Regions from separate parts of the Mus musculus genome. Here all the other regions are linked to region 1. The links are chromatin loops, found by intact Hi-C in ENCODE. Cell type or tissue: left cerebral cortex. All regions are shown on one strand. Links, peaks and the distances in the headings refer to the core of each region. The heading gives the core; the rest is flanking DNA.

Evidence for each region. Hi-C counts contacts between places; a loop is a spot of excess contacts. Peaks named below come from ENCODE experiments on the same cell type or tissue, not always from the same donor. Only the 100,000 strongest peaks of a DNase experiment are listed, where the experiment ranks them.
Region 2: it touches region 1 in a loop (2.7-fold over the local background); 2 of 42 quality-filtered maps call a loop at or near these places.
Region 3: a loop joins it to region 1, with 2.2 times the contacts of the local background. A loop is called at or near these places in 4 of 42 quality-filtered maps.

The regions. Positions count from the first base shown.
Region 1 is chr5:96,371,602-96,376,847 of GRCm38, forward strand. It overlaps Fras1 (Fraser extracellular matrix complex subunit 1), which reads left to right and starts at 2,354. Exons shown (of 74, transcript NM_175473.3): 1 at 2,354-3,284. The coding sequence starts at 3,212. In left cerebral cortex, for the core only: CTCF peaks have their summits at 2,598 and 2,797; DNase peaks (open chromatin) are centred at 2,282, 2,499, 2,827, 3,112 and 1 more place; H3K4me3 peaks cover 2,674 bases; H3K27ac peaks cover 1,460 bases.
Region 2 is chr5:96,264,263-96,269,508 of GRCm38, forward strand. It overlaps Mrpl1 (mitochondrial ribosomal protein L1), which reads left to right. Exons shown (of 9, transcript NM_053158.3): 9 at 1-2,465. The coding sequence ends at 75. Among named protein-coding and RNA genes, the nearest start is that of Mrpl1, 57 kb to the left of the region's middle. In left cerebral cortex, for the core only: a CTCF peak has its summit at 2,961 (motif pointing right); a DNase peak (open chromatin) is centred at 2,975.
Region 3 is chr5:96,766,433-96,771,678 of GRCm38, forward strand. It overlaps Fras1 (Fraser extracellular matrix complex subunit 1), which reads left to right. Exons shown (of 74, transcript NM_175473.3): 66 at 1,845-2,059; 67 at 3,074-3,224; 68 at 4,209-4,316; 69 at 5,140-5,246. Among named protein-coding and RNA genes, the nearest start is that of Anxa3, 24 kb to the right of the region's middle. In left cerebral cortex, for the core only: a CTCF peak has its summit at 2,875 (motif pointing left); a DNase peak (open chromatin) is centred at 2,848.

The DNA.
Region 1 (5,246 bases), core at 532-4,531:
CAGCACGGTGAGGACTTACTAAATCCCCACGTGCGACCTATGTGTCCCTGTCACTGTCTTCCTGGTAAGGGGTCGTGGCGGGTGGGCACACAGCTCATTCTTGGAAGAGGAAGGTGTTTCATATGGGCCATGTTGGCCTGGCTACAGGAAGGGCTCATGGGTGTCCAGGTTACAAGGTGTAGGGTCCACTACTGTCCAGGGGACAGGATAGACAGACAAATTGTTGTGTTAAGATACTGAGATGTGGTCATCTGACTCTCATAGTAGGTAATGCTGCTTGTTTCAATGTGCTGTTGTAATTAACCATCTGACTCAGGGCCATCAGTCACTGCACTTGTCCATGAAAATAACAAGGGTACATGTCTCATATAGTTACTGGCAGATTACATAGCAAAGGGTCCCATGTTAGATACAAAGTGTTCAGTCTATAATATCTACCTGATAAGCAGCAGTGAGGCCAGGTGAATTTGAAGAGACAAGGATGGGGCTGATCAAAGAAGATACTGTGGGATATGGTGACAAAAGTTACGGGATGTGGGCATATGAAAAAAACAGTATTAAGGATATAGAATTCCCTGTGAACCAGGATTCTAGTGCTCTTGGAGTGAGAACCCTTGGACTATTTGCTCCTGGGGTAGAGAGAAGACCATGGGAGCTGGTGGAGGGCTTCTGGTGAAGGGGAGGGGACATTTTATGAACAATTTGTTAAGAACCACAAATGTAGTATATGACAATACCTCGTGGTAATGCTCCCGTCTCTCCCTTCACCTTTTTCTTTTTAAAGATTGTTTTCCTTTAGCAAGTCCAAAAGATGGTTTGAGACCCCTTTGGGTGCCACAGTTCTATGCTTTCTTAAAAATGAAGTCAAATAGTTTATTCTAGGGAAACCAGCTGTCTTAAGTTACTCCTAGTCAGTGGTGGCTACAGAAAAAGTGTTTAGGAGGGGTTAGGAATTGTTAGGGTGTATCCACCTGAATTTGGACAGTACTTTCCATTGGTCTGAGAAAATAGTTTCTAGAGGAAGAGGGGGAAGTGGGAGGAGGGAGGACTCAGGTTCCATCCAAGCTGTGGCTGAACTCTGGCGGTGATGATTACTGGCTTGATTCAGTTCATTCTTTCAACTAATGTTTACAGAGTCCCCATATGTGCTTCAAATACAGAGATAAAACCGCTCTGTCCCCACAACGGCTCTGGGAGGCATCGAGGAATTGCTGGGCGATTCCTAAGTCCTTTGAATACTCAACAGCCACACCCAGGTTAATCAAATGTTTCGGTGCCTAAGTGGTGATAGTTACAGGGACCCTTCAGTTTCATTTCATCCTCTTATTCTAAAAAGCAAGGAATTCAAGTACTACTGGCATGCTTTAGAACATGGGCCTTCCCTATGATCGTCAGCAATATTGGAGTCTACTAAGATCCCTGCCCACCACCCTGAATAGCTCGGTGTTCACTGCCACTTCAAACTCCTTTCTGGACAGTCTAGCTGTCACAGCTCTGCCAAGACAGAGAATCTTTTCTGTCTGGCCTTCGAAACCCAGTCTGTATCTCTCCCGTGTAACCATCCCCAGTTACAAAATGATCAAACCTGGACCAGCTATTTTTATTTAGTCCTCTAAAAATAGCTATCACTCAGTACTGGCTGGAAACCAGACCCCACCCTATCCCTCAACTACCTCCAGTGTGCACACCAGGATGCTTTTGCCCTGACATTGGCTTCCCAGTCTTTGACATTTGGAGGCGCAGCTGGACTCACCCAGACTGTGTGGTGTTTTCATCTTTTAGGAAGCTGTAAAGGTGCACTCACCGTGGGAATCTCAACCTAGAACACACGTGCCCCAAGACTGCTAGGTTGCAGGGAAAACCCCTGAGGGTCCAAAATGCGAAGATGGCCAGTCAGCTCTGCTTCAGGCTCTGTGTTCAGCAGCAGTGGGCATGACGAGAGGTGGAGAAGTAGCAGTTAGGACTTGGGTGTGAGCACCCTGTCCCCAACTAGCCTCTCCTGTGGTACCCTCAACAGTGTCTGAATGGAGACCTAACCTCCTGTTTCCACCCGCCCTCGGTGTGACCACTTTTGATCCCGCCTCAGACAAAGCCAATGCAACTCCTGCAGGATGAATAAGGGGATCAGGTTGCTCTCTCGCCTTCCCCCACCCCCTCACCGCGGCTCCCCTTCCCCACGTGACTCTCTGGAATCTTTGCCAAAGCTCGTAGTCTCTGAGTCCATTTTCACACCCAGCAAAGGAGAGAGGAAGGAGGCGAGAGAGGCTGAGGAAGGCGGAGCGTGCGTGCTTTAAATGCGAGGATCCACTCGGGGACTTATCCTGTGCGTTTCCAGGCCCCTCATCTGGGGAGCATTGAGTTCGGAGGGGTCTTTTCCAGCCTCTCTCTTTCCTCCTTGCATCTACAATTATGGCTCCACCTCCACTTGGGTAATCGCACCTCCGCCCTGCAGCGCAGCTCGGGGTGCACGGTGCGGGGAGGTGGGCGTCGGTGTGGAGCAAGCCGCGCCCCTCTGCCCTCCTCCTCTCGGCGAGGGGCGGGCGCGAGAAAGTGGCAGCAGCGCCCCCCGCGCCGCCTTCCGCGCGGAGCTCTGGAAGCGCCTGCAGCAGCCGGGCGGCGTGGTGCGGTGCGGCTGCAGCGCCCCCGAGTCCCGGAGCTCCTGCAGGGCCGCACAAAGTTTGCAACCAGCGGCCCTGCACCGCCCAGCTCCCCGAGCGCTGCTGTAGCCCGGCCCGGCGTGTTCGCGGGGACCCGCCTCGGCCGATGCTACACGGACAGACGGGGGCGTGCCGAGAGAACTTTGAAAAGCTGCCGAGGAGGAACCTGCTCCTGCAGCTCGCCAGTTGGGGACCTCCGGAGGAACTGGTCTAGCCCGAGGCAATGCTGCGGAATCCCAGCAGCCGCTGACCTGCAACTTTCCTGCTAGTCTTGGCGGCGATCTGAGCTTTGCCTCCTCCTCGCAGCCTCGGCTCACGTTGGTGGCCGCTCTGCTGGAGAACCCAGTGAGCCTCGGGGCTGACTGAGTGTTACTGTCGGCCGCATCCTTCTGCGGTCCACCCGGCCAACCTCGGCTCCCGGCCCAGCAGCCAGCGCTTCCCCAGTGTCTGTGCGTCCCGGTTCCCGGCGCCGGCGCCACAGCCTGAGGTTTGGCAGAGAGCAGGTTCTTGGATGCTGAAGGCTGGGATCTTCCTGCGAGAGTGCCGCGGCGGCGATGGGTGTCCTCAAAGCGTGGCTCGGGGTGGCCCTAGCGCTGGCGGAATTTGCAGTATTGCCTAATTGTGAAGGTAAAAAAGAGCGGAACCCCGTGTGAGTTCGACTGTGCAGTTTAAGACACTCAGCCGGGTTTAGTGCTGTGGGTTGTTGGGTGGAAGTTTTGATTTGAGGCGATAGGTGGACACGGAGTGGATTTCCTTTTCAGCTGAAATCCCCACTCCTGGTTTCTCTTGCGGTCAAACCTCAGCCCGGCCACGGCCTCCTCTTTGCTTTTTGCGGGTGGGTGGCCTTTTGAGGTGATATTTCTGAACCCGGATGAATCTTCCTTCCACTTCTACCCTACTCCTCAAGGAAAAGCAACTACTCGGAACCTAGGTGAGAAGCGAGCAGTTGCTCTCACTTTTGTGGAATAAAATCCTCACCCAAGCTCCACTGTTCTATTTTGCTTTCCTCGCCCCAGTAACTCGCCCCCCCTCCCCTTAAAGACCACTTAAGATTTTATAAGTAGTATTCTGGATGTTGAGATTTCAGTTGTAATGAAATAAATTTTACTCGGGAGCGAGAGCACGAGGCTGCCTGCTTCTCAAGGAACAAAAAGTGGTCAAAGAGCATGTATGCACTTCTCTTCTCCCTAGGTTTTCATTGCGCGCGCGCGCGGGGGGGGGGGGGGTGTTCCAGTCCACTTCTTCAAGAGCTTGGGGAGAGAAAGGAGACTTGAGTGTTGTCATCAGGATAGCTTTCGTAATCTCAGCTCAGATAATACATCAGTAAATCTGATGAGGGGTGTGTGTGTGTGTGTGACATGTTGAGTCTGGTGCTGCTTCCCCCCGCCCCGCCCCCCCCCCCGCGCCCCTAGGCGCGCTGAGAGCTCCCACCTGCTCAGAGCCGCGGGGACAGTGGCTGGGTTAGCATTTGCAGAGGGGGAAGGTGGCAGGCTGGGAGAGAGACAACTTCATCCACGGCTGGGCTCTGGACTTTCTGCTTCCACTCCCGGCTCCATTCATTATTCATCCAGCTGCAGGAAGAGTTCACCTGCCCAGTCGCAAATCATATAGGCAGTGGCGTGCACGTGTCGCTTTTCCTGCATCATAGGTGCTGAAAGGGGGCAACTGGAGATTCAGGAGGGTAAAATCTCAGGTGGGCTTCCAGTCTTCAGACCAGTGGCACCTCTCTTCCTTACCATTTTTTTCTCATAGCAAGCAGCCTGGCCTTGGAAGTCCACTCGTGGACTTTCCCCACAGGTTTAGGCACCACCTTCTCACACTGTCGTGGGAATTATGTCAGAAAGATACTATTTCCAGGAAAAACACGCCTGGGGAGCTGTGCAGAGTTTTTCAAACTATGGACAACCTGTTTTAAAAGAATTGTGTGTGTGTGTGTGTGTGTGTGTGTGTGCATGGTTTTTGCATACAAAAAAAACCCCAACCTTGTAAGGTTTAATTATAGTAATTAACCAGATGGGAGAGTCAGCCCGGGCGCCTCAAACTTCAACTTAGAGCTCAGAAAAATTACAGTTACACTTGGTGGCAGTTTCTTATTTAAAAATTATATCCCAACAACACAGAGACTATGCTATCACTCCTGGATTGCTCACCAGGGGGCAGTTGGAGCGATGCTGTTTCTCAGAAGCAAATCTCTTGAAATGACAAAAGCCATTATTATTAAGAGGCTATGGGGTATGCTCTTTGGAGGGCTGGTAGATATAGCTGGCAAAGTGTCTGAAGTGCGCTCACACTGAAGTGTGTGTGTCCTTACAAGGTGGAGAACTTTGCATCTATTTTCTTTACTCACTTTCAGAGCATTCTGCATCTGCTCACAAATTAGGTCCTAGATTGCAAAAGGTCCGAGAACTCCCAACCAAACCTAGATGCTTGGCTCTGAGTGAATGAACCCAGCTACGGATCACATATTATTCCCCGTGCTATGCCGAGTAGTTTACACACCATATCTCATTTAATTTGTTTACTTGTGTGATGATGGTCGTACACATACGAATCAGCTGTCCTCTGATTAGGCTGTTCCTTTGAGCCAGT
Region 2 (5,246 bases), core at 822-4,821, 110 kb before region 1:
GACTCATTGCTACCCAAAGAAGCTAAAACTACAGAAGCTGAAACGGAAGAAACTCAAACGGCAGAAGCTGCCTAGAAGTGTTATATTGTGAAATTATTGGGGGATGTGTGTGTCAAGAAACAACAGAGGCATCTATAAAACTGTATAATTTTTAGTTTGGCTCCTCATGTTTTCTTAATCAGTGCATTTAGAAGTAAATTTTAACACTTTTTCTTTTAACAGTTTCAAAAATGAGGAAAAATGTCAGTTTCTAAAAATCCCGTTACATTTCCTTTTTTTAAATTTTGTATTATTCTTTATATTTTTCTGGATTTGGATCCTGTCACGTTTTCTTTTTTCCCCTCTCATCCCCTCTTTTTTTTTATTATGTTTTCCTTTATTTCTTTATTCACTTTCCATCCCGATCACAGCCCTTCTTCCTCCTCTTCTCCATGTCCCACCCTCACACTCTTCCATTGCCCCCTCCCCTTTCCTTCTGAGAAGGGGAGGCCTCCCCATGGGTACCAACCCGCCCTGGCAAGTCAAGTCGAAGCAGGACTGGGTACATCCTCTCCCACGGAGGCCAGATAAGGCAGCCAGTTATGGGAAGGGGATCCAAAGGGAGGCAACAGAGTCAGAGTCAGCCCCTGCTCCACTGTTAGGACCCGCACGGAGGCCATGCTGCACATCTGCACAAATGTGTAGGCTGTGTAGGTCCAGCCCGTGCGTGTTCTTTAGTTGGTGGTTCAGCCTCTGCATCTGTAGATGCAGGTTAGTTGATCCTATAGGTCTTGTGGTGTCCTTGACTCCTCCAGCTCCCTCAGTCCTTCCTTAGCATCAGTGTTCTGTATTTTGGTAGAATCCCAAGTCTAGAAGCAGTTTCTCGTTTTGTGACATTCCTTGAGGAGACATGGCCATCTGAAGGAACAGCAGCATCCTCCCTCGTTCCCCCAGGCTGTATCACCAGCAGGGCTGTTTGCTTCTGTGTGTGTGGTGCTCGGCCATTGCAGATGTGAAAGCTAAACGAAAGATGAAGAAGGGTTGTGGGGATAGTGTATGCTGGAGACGTCATTTCCCACAGTTGCCAGATTCTGGAACCGGATTCATCCGTGTTGGAAATATCAATTTACAAAGAGGACAGGATTTTGATTGTTGTTGTTGTTGTTTTTTTTTTTTTTTGATTTTTTAATTATGTGTCTGTGTTTGGGTCTGGGGGTCAACACAGGATGTCTTCATCAGTTGCTTTCTACCTTATTTTTTGAGACAGGCTCTCAACTTGGAGTTTATAGACTCATCAAACTGGCTGGCCAGCCAGCCCCGGGACCCTTCTGTCTACCTTCTCTGTAGGTGCTGGGGATGAAGCCTGTGTCCTTGTGTTTCTGCAACAGGCACTTTACCATGGAGCCATTCCCAGTCCACTTTTACATTTTAATTATGCGTAGAATTGGATGCAAGGCCATGTGCATGCTAGGCAAGGGCCCAAAGCTATTGCTTTATTTGCCAATTTTTCTCCTGACTAATGGAGTGTTAACTTTAGAATGGAAATATTCGGGACACTAATAAACAGGAAAAGGAATCACTCACAATCCTGATACTCAGACATAATCAGAAAAAAATTGTTTAGTGGATATTCCTTTTACATTTTCATTTGAAAGAGACAGGGCAAATAAAAAGAGCATACATGCATGCATGCTGGTGGGTTTTGTTTTGTTTTTAAGATTTATTTTATGTGTATTAGTATTCGGTCTACATATATGTAAGTATACCATGGACCCGTGGTGGTCAGAGGCGGGCTCCTGATGCCCTAGAGCTGGAGTTACAGATGGTTAAGGGCCACCATTTGGGTGCTAGGAACTGAACCCAGGTCTTTTACCAAGTGCTCTTCACGGCTAAGCCATCTCTAGCCCTGCATGTGTGCTGTTTGAACGTACTCATTTCTTTTATTCAATCCTCATGGAAAATGAGTAACACTTCATCGCTTTATTGTGGCAGTCCCTCAATTGCTAGCCATTTAAATTGTTTCAGGATCGCCCTCCCATTGACTTAAGTAAGGGTTTAAAGTTTTACAGTAAGTACTGATGAATCCCAAACGTTAGTTTCCATACAGATTACTTAGAAGGTTTGCGTAGAACAAATAGCTGGTCTTCACCTAGTAATAGGAGATTGACCTTGGAATTCTGCAGTTTTTATCAGGTAGTGGGACAATGGGGACTCTAGTGGATACCAGTGCTGTCAACCCTGATTCTAATAAAAAGAAATCTGATTTTCAGACCAGCATCAGTTTATTCTAAAATTCCACAAGTGATCTAAAGTACCAGAGTGAAAGTCACTGTTGTACTTCACTACCCAATTTATAAAAGGTTGCAAAATTTGTAATATTTTAAATATTACAAATTACAATATTGTAATTTTGTTAATTTGTAATTACAAATATTAAATTTTTTAACTATTAAAAATTTAAATATTTTAAAATTATCTTTATTCTATTATATGTGTATGAGTATTTTGTATGGGCCTATCAGAAGAGGGTATTGAAGCCCCTGGAATTGGGATTACAAATAGTTATGAGCCATCATGTGGGTGCCGGGAATTGAACCTGGGTCCTCTGCAAGAACAAAAGTGCTCCCAATTCCAGACCCATCTCTCCAGCTTCAAGATTTTTAAAGATTTAGATAACAGAAGCCTACGTTCCCTGAACCTAGATCTGGGACAAGTTTCTAACTTTCTGGTTTATCCCTGTCTTTAAATAATTAAACCTGTGCTATCCCGGTGGAAAGCAAGTTGTCCAGTAAGACAAACAAGACCATGACAAGATGACTACTTTCTGAAAAGCCTCAGCTTTTTTAAAAACATGCCTCAGCAAGTGGCATGTAGTGGGAGGTGTTGTAATAGAACACTAATTAGCATACTAATGTAATACAGGAGGGGCAAATTTCATAACTTGTTAAAACTAGATACTTTGTAACTGTCTCAAAGTCACTGTCCAGCAGGTGGCGACAACAGCCTTTCAAATCACTTATAAGTGGTTGTAGATTGGTGATCTGATTTCTCACCTGACTGCAGATGGAATAGCAAAAATAATCCTGTGCAGACCAGGTGGAGATTTGTTTTAGAGAAAATGGTTTGTTTGTATTATATTTGAGTCATGTTATAGAGGTTTCTTTGGCTGTCTAGTGGATATTTAGAAGTTTTTGTTGATGTGTGTATTTGTGTGTCTGGATGTGTATGTTATGCCTGTGCAGGTGCACTGCATGTACAGGGACCCGGGAGCCAGAAGGCAGCATCAGATCCTTTGTACTTACAGTTACAGCTGGTTGTGAGCTGTCCAGCATGGGTGATTGGATCTGAACTTGGGTCCTCTGGAAGAGCAAAAAGCTCTCTTAGCCACAGAGCTATAGGTCTGACCAGCTTCTATTTTGAAGTTTGAAGGTTCGTTATTATAGACAGTTTCAAGCATGGAGAAAATAAAGTAGGAAAACCATGAATGCGCATGGGCACATCAGCCAGATTTAGCAGCTCAACATCCTACGGATGCTTGTCATCTCCACCATCTACCTACTCACCTCTCACGACAAATCCCATTTATCACATGGCTTAAGTGTAAAAGGTAGCCCAGAGAATAATCACAGCAAGGTTTTAGGCTTATTTTTCAAAAACCCATTATATTTATGTTCTAATTTAATCATTAAGAGTCCTTAGTATTTCTTTAGTAATTATAGGGTTTTTTTTTTTTTTCATGTAATAATGGACCGAATAGTTTGTACTTAGAGAATGCTGGGTACAGAAACATAATTGGCCACAAAAAGAAATGTGTAAGTATTCATGCTTAAATAAGAAGTTGGTATTTCCACTTAATTTTTCTTAGATAGAAAGTTGAAATTTATTCACATAAGGAATAGAAAATGTTTGAACATCTTTATCGAAACATATGCAAAGGAAGAGAAAATAATTCTTTGGGGGCTAGCAAGATGCTCAGTGGATAGAGGCTCACGCTGCACATGTCTGGCAACAGTGGTTCAGTCTTTAGAACCCACACTAAGATGGAATGAGAGAATCAGCTCCACTGAGTTGGCCTCTGAACAGGGCAGACAGTAGTAGCTCATGCACACACACAAAAGTTGACCAATGAAAACTATATCCTAACAAGTAGAAGCACTTCAAATTATGTCAAATAGATAAAGGGACATAGGGAATGTTTGAAGAAAGATTTTAGTGTCCTGTGATAAATCCGAAGGCAATTTAAATTGGTTATACTTTCTTTTTTCCTTCTCCCTTGTTGGGTGCACAAAGGTCCTTATGTCCACAGGTCACTGGGGAAATCAGGAATGGTAATCACTCAGGGGTGTTTCCTCAGAGGATGAAATACCTGTTTTCTGCCCAGAGGCCAGAATGGATATTGTTATTGGTCACTGGCGAGCTTTTGCTATCTGTGGGGGCAGACCTCACCCAAATTCCCCAGAACATTTATCCCAGACTCTCCCTTCCTAGCCCACTGTCTTTAGCTCCCAGTTAGTAGAATCCATCTTTAGGGGAGATGTCATGTATATTTTATAGCCTGCTGACCTCTACACTGTCTTGGTCAGAAACCACACCAGACCCTAGGTCCTTACGTTAGAGAACCCATCCTCATGATTACATAGAGGTAGAAAGCTCATACCTTAAGCTTAATTTGCACCTGGAATTGGGATGATTGTTGCCCTGAAACCTTTTTCCAAATTCTAGTGTGGTTAAATATTCCTGTAATAAACCACCTGGCATCAGACTAGAAATTCAGGTTGGCGAGGTCAAACGTTGGTGAGTTTTCATTCTCACCCTCTTTGCAGTTCATTTCCCTGCCTGCTGTGACACCTGTAGGGTAACCCCCCCCCACACACACACACACACTCTGTGTGGACATATGATCACACACATACAATTTATAACACTGGTTACAGTACTATCTATGATCATGTTGGGTATAGACACTAGGAAAGGAGACACCTTGGCTCTGAAGGTTCCCCACATATCCAATGCTTCAGTCACTTTAAACTGATAAGCAAGAAGTTTGTGTGTTAAGTGAAAAGTCTAATGATTGTGCCAAATTGCTAAAGAGGAATCTTTGGTGGTATAAAAAATGATAAATGACTTGTATTTTCTGTAAGGAAGGGGCCAGGAAAACAACACAATGGTGGAATACTTGCCTAGCAGGATTGGGGTTCTGTTTCCATCTCTGCCACAACAAAATAAGTAAAGAAAGAAATAGGTGCATCTCCTGCAGGAAGATACGA
Region 3 (5,246 bases), core at 822-4,821, 400 kb after region 1:
ACAGCTCAGAATTGTCTCTTGCTGCCTCTCTGTCTCTTTTAAAACATGATGGCTACTTTTAGGACTATAAAAAATTATATTCAGGAGCCAGAAAGATGCTCAGAGGGGAAGGAGAGAGCTGACTCCCACAGGTTGTCCTCTGACCTCCATGACATGGTCTTAGACACACACACACACACACACACACACACACACACATACATACATACACACACATACACACACATACACACACATATACACATACAACATACACACACACACTCTAAAAATGTGAAAATTTTTATTATACTTCAAATGTCCTAAAATTGTATCAGCATTCAGCTGTCTTCTGTAATTTAGAACAGGTCACAGAATTTGATCTAATCATTTTGACCCATAGCGGGTGAAGGTTAGTCAGCCATCATTAGCAAGCTATCTACTAATTAAGATGGTTCCCCCACCTCAAGAGTTCAGAAACCATTGGAGGGAGGAAGAAAAGGAAGTTGGATGTTGCTTTGATGGCTTTCCATAAAAACCGAGTTTCACATTGGCCTTAAAAATAACTATTTTCATACGCGAGGGATCTATATAGTGCAGCAATTTCACAAAGACCAGAGGTGAGCCGCAGGATGCAGAGAAATGCCTGGAAACCCTGCCTTATTCATCCATGCTGCTGTGCTGTGTGGTCACCTTTTCTCCTGGGTACCTGGGTCTCTTAAAGGAGCAGTGCCCCATTTAACCCCAGGCAACAGACAGCTCACCCTTATATCTCCCTGCCTCTCTGTCTCTCTTCTCTTTCTCTCTGTCACTCTCTCACTTTCCTTCTCCCTGGGTATGTGTGAGTGTGTGTGTGTGTGTGGGGGGGGGATATCTTGTATACATGTTCATCTACATATGCGTGTTTGTAATGTATGTGTAGGACAAAGGTCAATTAAAGATGTCTTCCTCAGTCATTCTCCACTGTATTTTTTGAGATAGAATCTGCTCCTTAAGCCTGGAGCTTTCTGGCTGGCCAGTGAGTTTCAAGGATTCCTGTGTCTCTATGCTTCAGCACTGGGGACATGCATACAGACTTCCATAACTAGCTTTTTTCCCATAGGTGCTGGGCATCCGTAATCAGGCCCTTGTTGCAGTAGTTGATTAATCTGCTCCGAATAAAAGACACACACACACACACACACACACACACACACACACACACAGCCTTCTATTTTAATATGCCTTAAACAGCTCAATGATTGGGCCACTCCCAAACTTCAACTTTAACTTATGCCTCCCCTCTGCTACTGAGTTATGACTTACTAAAATCTATATTCCATCTTTGTTACCCTCGACCCATTTGGGGCTGGGGGCTGGGGCCGCTCTTCCCCGGCTCTTACATGATTGGTGTGCTCTCTCTTCTGCAGCTCTCAAGCCTGGATCTTACTCCTTTCCTGGCATGGTGATTCTCCTTTCTCCCTTGGTACCCTTACCTGCAAATCCAAAGTCTGGTCTCTGTCTCTCTGCCCAGCCATTGGCTGCCAGCAACTTGATTTACCGATCAGAACCAACTGGGGGATGGGGAGTGGGCAGGGACCCTCTGCATCTTACACACCCAAATAACAGATTGCAAGTGTTGGAGCAAATCCACAACAAACCTTCATGCATATTCTGTGAGGAACACTTTATCTGCTGACCATGACCTCCGCTCCCAACAGGCAGCTTGGCTCTTTATAAACTCTCCTCTTGACTTTACACTATACCGGGAGTCCATGGTAGATCCAGCCAGGGTCTCAGATGGACAGCCCAGCGACCTCCCCTCTACCCAGCCCCTGGCATGCTCAGACCAAGTCACTGCTTCTTGTGTCCTCCCTCCCATGCAGAGGCAGGGTTCCTGAATGACGCCGGTTTCCACAGTACTGCCCTGGGCCCTGGCTATGACCGCCCCTTCCAGTTTGACTCAAGTGTACGGGAGCCCAAAACCATCCAGCTCTACAGACACCTGAACCTAAAGAGCTGCGTGTGGACCTTTGATGCGTACTACGATATGACAGAGCTTATCGATGTGTGTGGGGGCTCCGTGACTGCTGACTTCCAGGTGGGTCCTCTGAGATATTGTGCTTGGGTGCCATGCCAACTCTGTTCTAGAAGTGCCTTGGTCAGCTAGATACCCGGTAGCTGTATTCAGCCAGGTAAGGGAATATTCTTTTTAAGATCCTTACCAAGGGTCTTGGCTGTACTGTAGTTGAAAGAGCGCTGAGGTCTTCTAAATCAAGGTGATGTATAAAACAATTATTGTAGCAAGTCCAAAACTCTAGTATCTGCTTCTTTAGATGGGTGTGGGATTCTTTTCACTGTGTATGCTTTGGAAAATGGAGGTTCACATTTGCTAATGGGGTTCTTTACATGAATATATTCTCTTCCCCCACTTGGAATGAATCAGAATCGCAGGTGGTACACCCCTCAAAATACAACTTTGGATTCCGAAACACCACTGGGAAGAGTCTGTTGTTTCAAACCTTCTGACTGTGTGCTTATTCCAAACTCACAACCCCTGCGAAAACAGATATGTGGGTAGGCATGCATGTGTGTGCGCATGTTTACACATTAAACATTCCTGATGACATAAGTGTTGCTAAGAAGACTCCAAAGGCTCACGAGAGCAGTTTTATAAGAGCACCAGAGAGACTAGGCGGTCTCTCGGGGACATTCATTCTCGAGCTCCACTCCAGTGTTTGGGCCTGTGTCTCAGTGAGAGCCAAAACGTGTTAGCTGTTTGGTTTTCACTTCAAAACATGTTTAGCCTTACTAAATGAGAGAATCTGTAGAAGGATTTTCATCCATTGCGTAGTCTCTTTAATTCAAATGTGTGCCCTAGTTCCTCTGGTTTTGTGTGCAGCACTGCCCCCTACTGGAGAAAGCTTCAAGGCAGCCGACATTTCTGTTTCTGTGGATGGATGGCACAAACCTGATGGTTCCTCCCCTAGAACATGAATGTTCTCTCTTCTCCATGAGTTTTCTTCCATTACAGATCTGGATATTACTTCATTATTTTCTCTCCTATCCTCCCAGGAAAGAAGTAAGCCTGTTTCTTGCACACTTTTGTTGACAGGTGAGAGATTCTGCCCAGTCGTTCCTGACGGTTCATGTGCCACTCTACGTGTCCTACATCTATGTGACAGCACCCAGGGGCTGGGCCTCCTTAGAGCACCACACTGAGATGGAATTCTCTTTCTTCTATGACACAGTTCTCTGGAGAACAGGTATGCCTGAGGACGTCCTAGCTCTTCTACCTCACATTAGATCATGATAAGCAATGAACTCTAATGGCAACGATATTCCTGTGGTCTTTTAGAAAAGCGGGAGGAGCTTTGACTGGAATCCAGAAAGAATCACAATCTGTTGTTCTTTTGTTTGTTTTGTTTTTTCCCATTTTCAAGGTCCTATACCCCAACACAACCCCAAAACCACTTCCCATTAGTTCCCCACCCTTTTCTGGAGGGACACCATCTGAGGGATCGATGCCGGAGTGTCATGAACATTCTTTAGACATGCTTTATCTCTAGTAATTGAAAATTACATCCTTTGTTCCCTTAAATGGCTTGGGCTCAGACCATCCTGTTTGGTTCATACTCCCTGTGGGAAAGTAGCTCACATTCTCCCACTGGAGCCAAATTACCACTTGGGCCTTTGGCTCATATCTGTTGTTGGTTGCTTAACTTTTGTTTTTCTCCTCCGTCGATTCCGTTTTATTTTAGGTCATCCTGAACCCAGTAGGCATGGTGCCTCTACTCATTGTGTTAAGTCCACACAGCTGACTTTCTAGAAGGTTCTCTATCATCTCCATTGGTTTGAGAATAAAATATATACATCAAAGCTTAGGACCCTGTTAGGTCCTAAAAGTAAAGGAAAAATATAGTATAGGAAGCTGAAGTTTTAGATCCACTATTTTCTGAAATAGGACATTCTCTGTTTCTTGGAAAAGTGGTACCCACATAGATAAAAAGCCCTGTGTATGGATAGTGGACCTAGAAAAAGATACAGAGCCACAAACAAGAGCTGCTGTACTGTTCGAATCGACATTCATGTCTGTAACCATGCTCGTGTGGATGTGGAAGTAAATCGCATTCACCTAGATACTTGGATCTCCTTGGAGATGCCCTTGGGACCGAGCCTAGGGTAGTCACTATCCAGAAGATGCTCTCCATACCCCGACTTTGACGTTTTCTGTGTGGTTGCTTATCCAGGGATCCAGACAGACAGCGTGCTCTCTGCAAGGCTTCAGATAATAAGGATCTACATTAGAGAGGATGGCCGTCTCGTCATTGAGTTCAAGACCCATGCCAAATTCAGAGGTAGCTTCAATGCATTATTTTCCTAAGTCTTAATTAAGAAATAATTCAAATATTCAGAAAAGTTGAAATATTAGAACAATGAAAAAGTCAATAGTGTTAGCATTTTACTTTCTATATATGAACACACACACATTCTTTTGGGTCACTGCTTTTCCCCAAACACTTCAACAGATGTCAACTAAGAATGAAGAAAACGCAATACCATTTCACATTCAGCAAACATAACAGAGACTAACAGTTCTTGTATAAATTACCATTTATCTCACAAATGCTTTTCCTACTTGCTTTATACTTCTTTATATTTACTTTATGTCTATATACATAAAGGAAAATAGACCCAACCAATTTATTTCCATCCAGGATAGTCCATCAACTTATCCACCTTAAACACTCACCCTGAACTTTAAGAATGATGATGTCTTGTTAAGTAAGCTTTACCTTTTCAGGGACATCTACACTTGTCCCCTTCCACCAAAGACTTGAATAGATCTAAATATGATTAGATCCAACATTGAATTTCTACTTGTAAAACATTACGACCCCAAAATGTGTCTGTTGAGTGTCATGTTTGGGTATAATCCGTGTCCATTTTCCCATAAATATCTGTAGGATTGTATAAGAGCTCAGCACATTTCCACGCGTGTTTACACATTATATATGATCATAATGGCCATTATAAGTAGGGTGGTGGGCTGGTATAAGATGCTACAGTGTCCCAAGCATTGTAAATTATATTCTAAAGGGCATGCATGCCCTTAATTCTTTGCTGTCCTTAAGCAGACACTGTAAACTCACAAATCAAGAGTGTTTCCCTCTGAAACAGGGCAGTTTGTGATAGAGCACCACACCCTCCCGGATGTGAAGTCTTTCATATTGACTCCAGACCACCTAGGAGGAATTCAGTTTGACCTGCAGCTCTTGTGGAGTGCT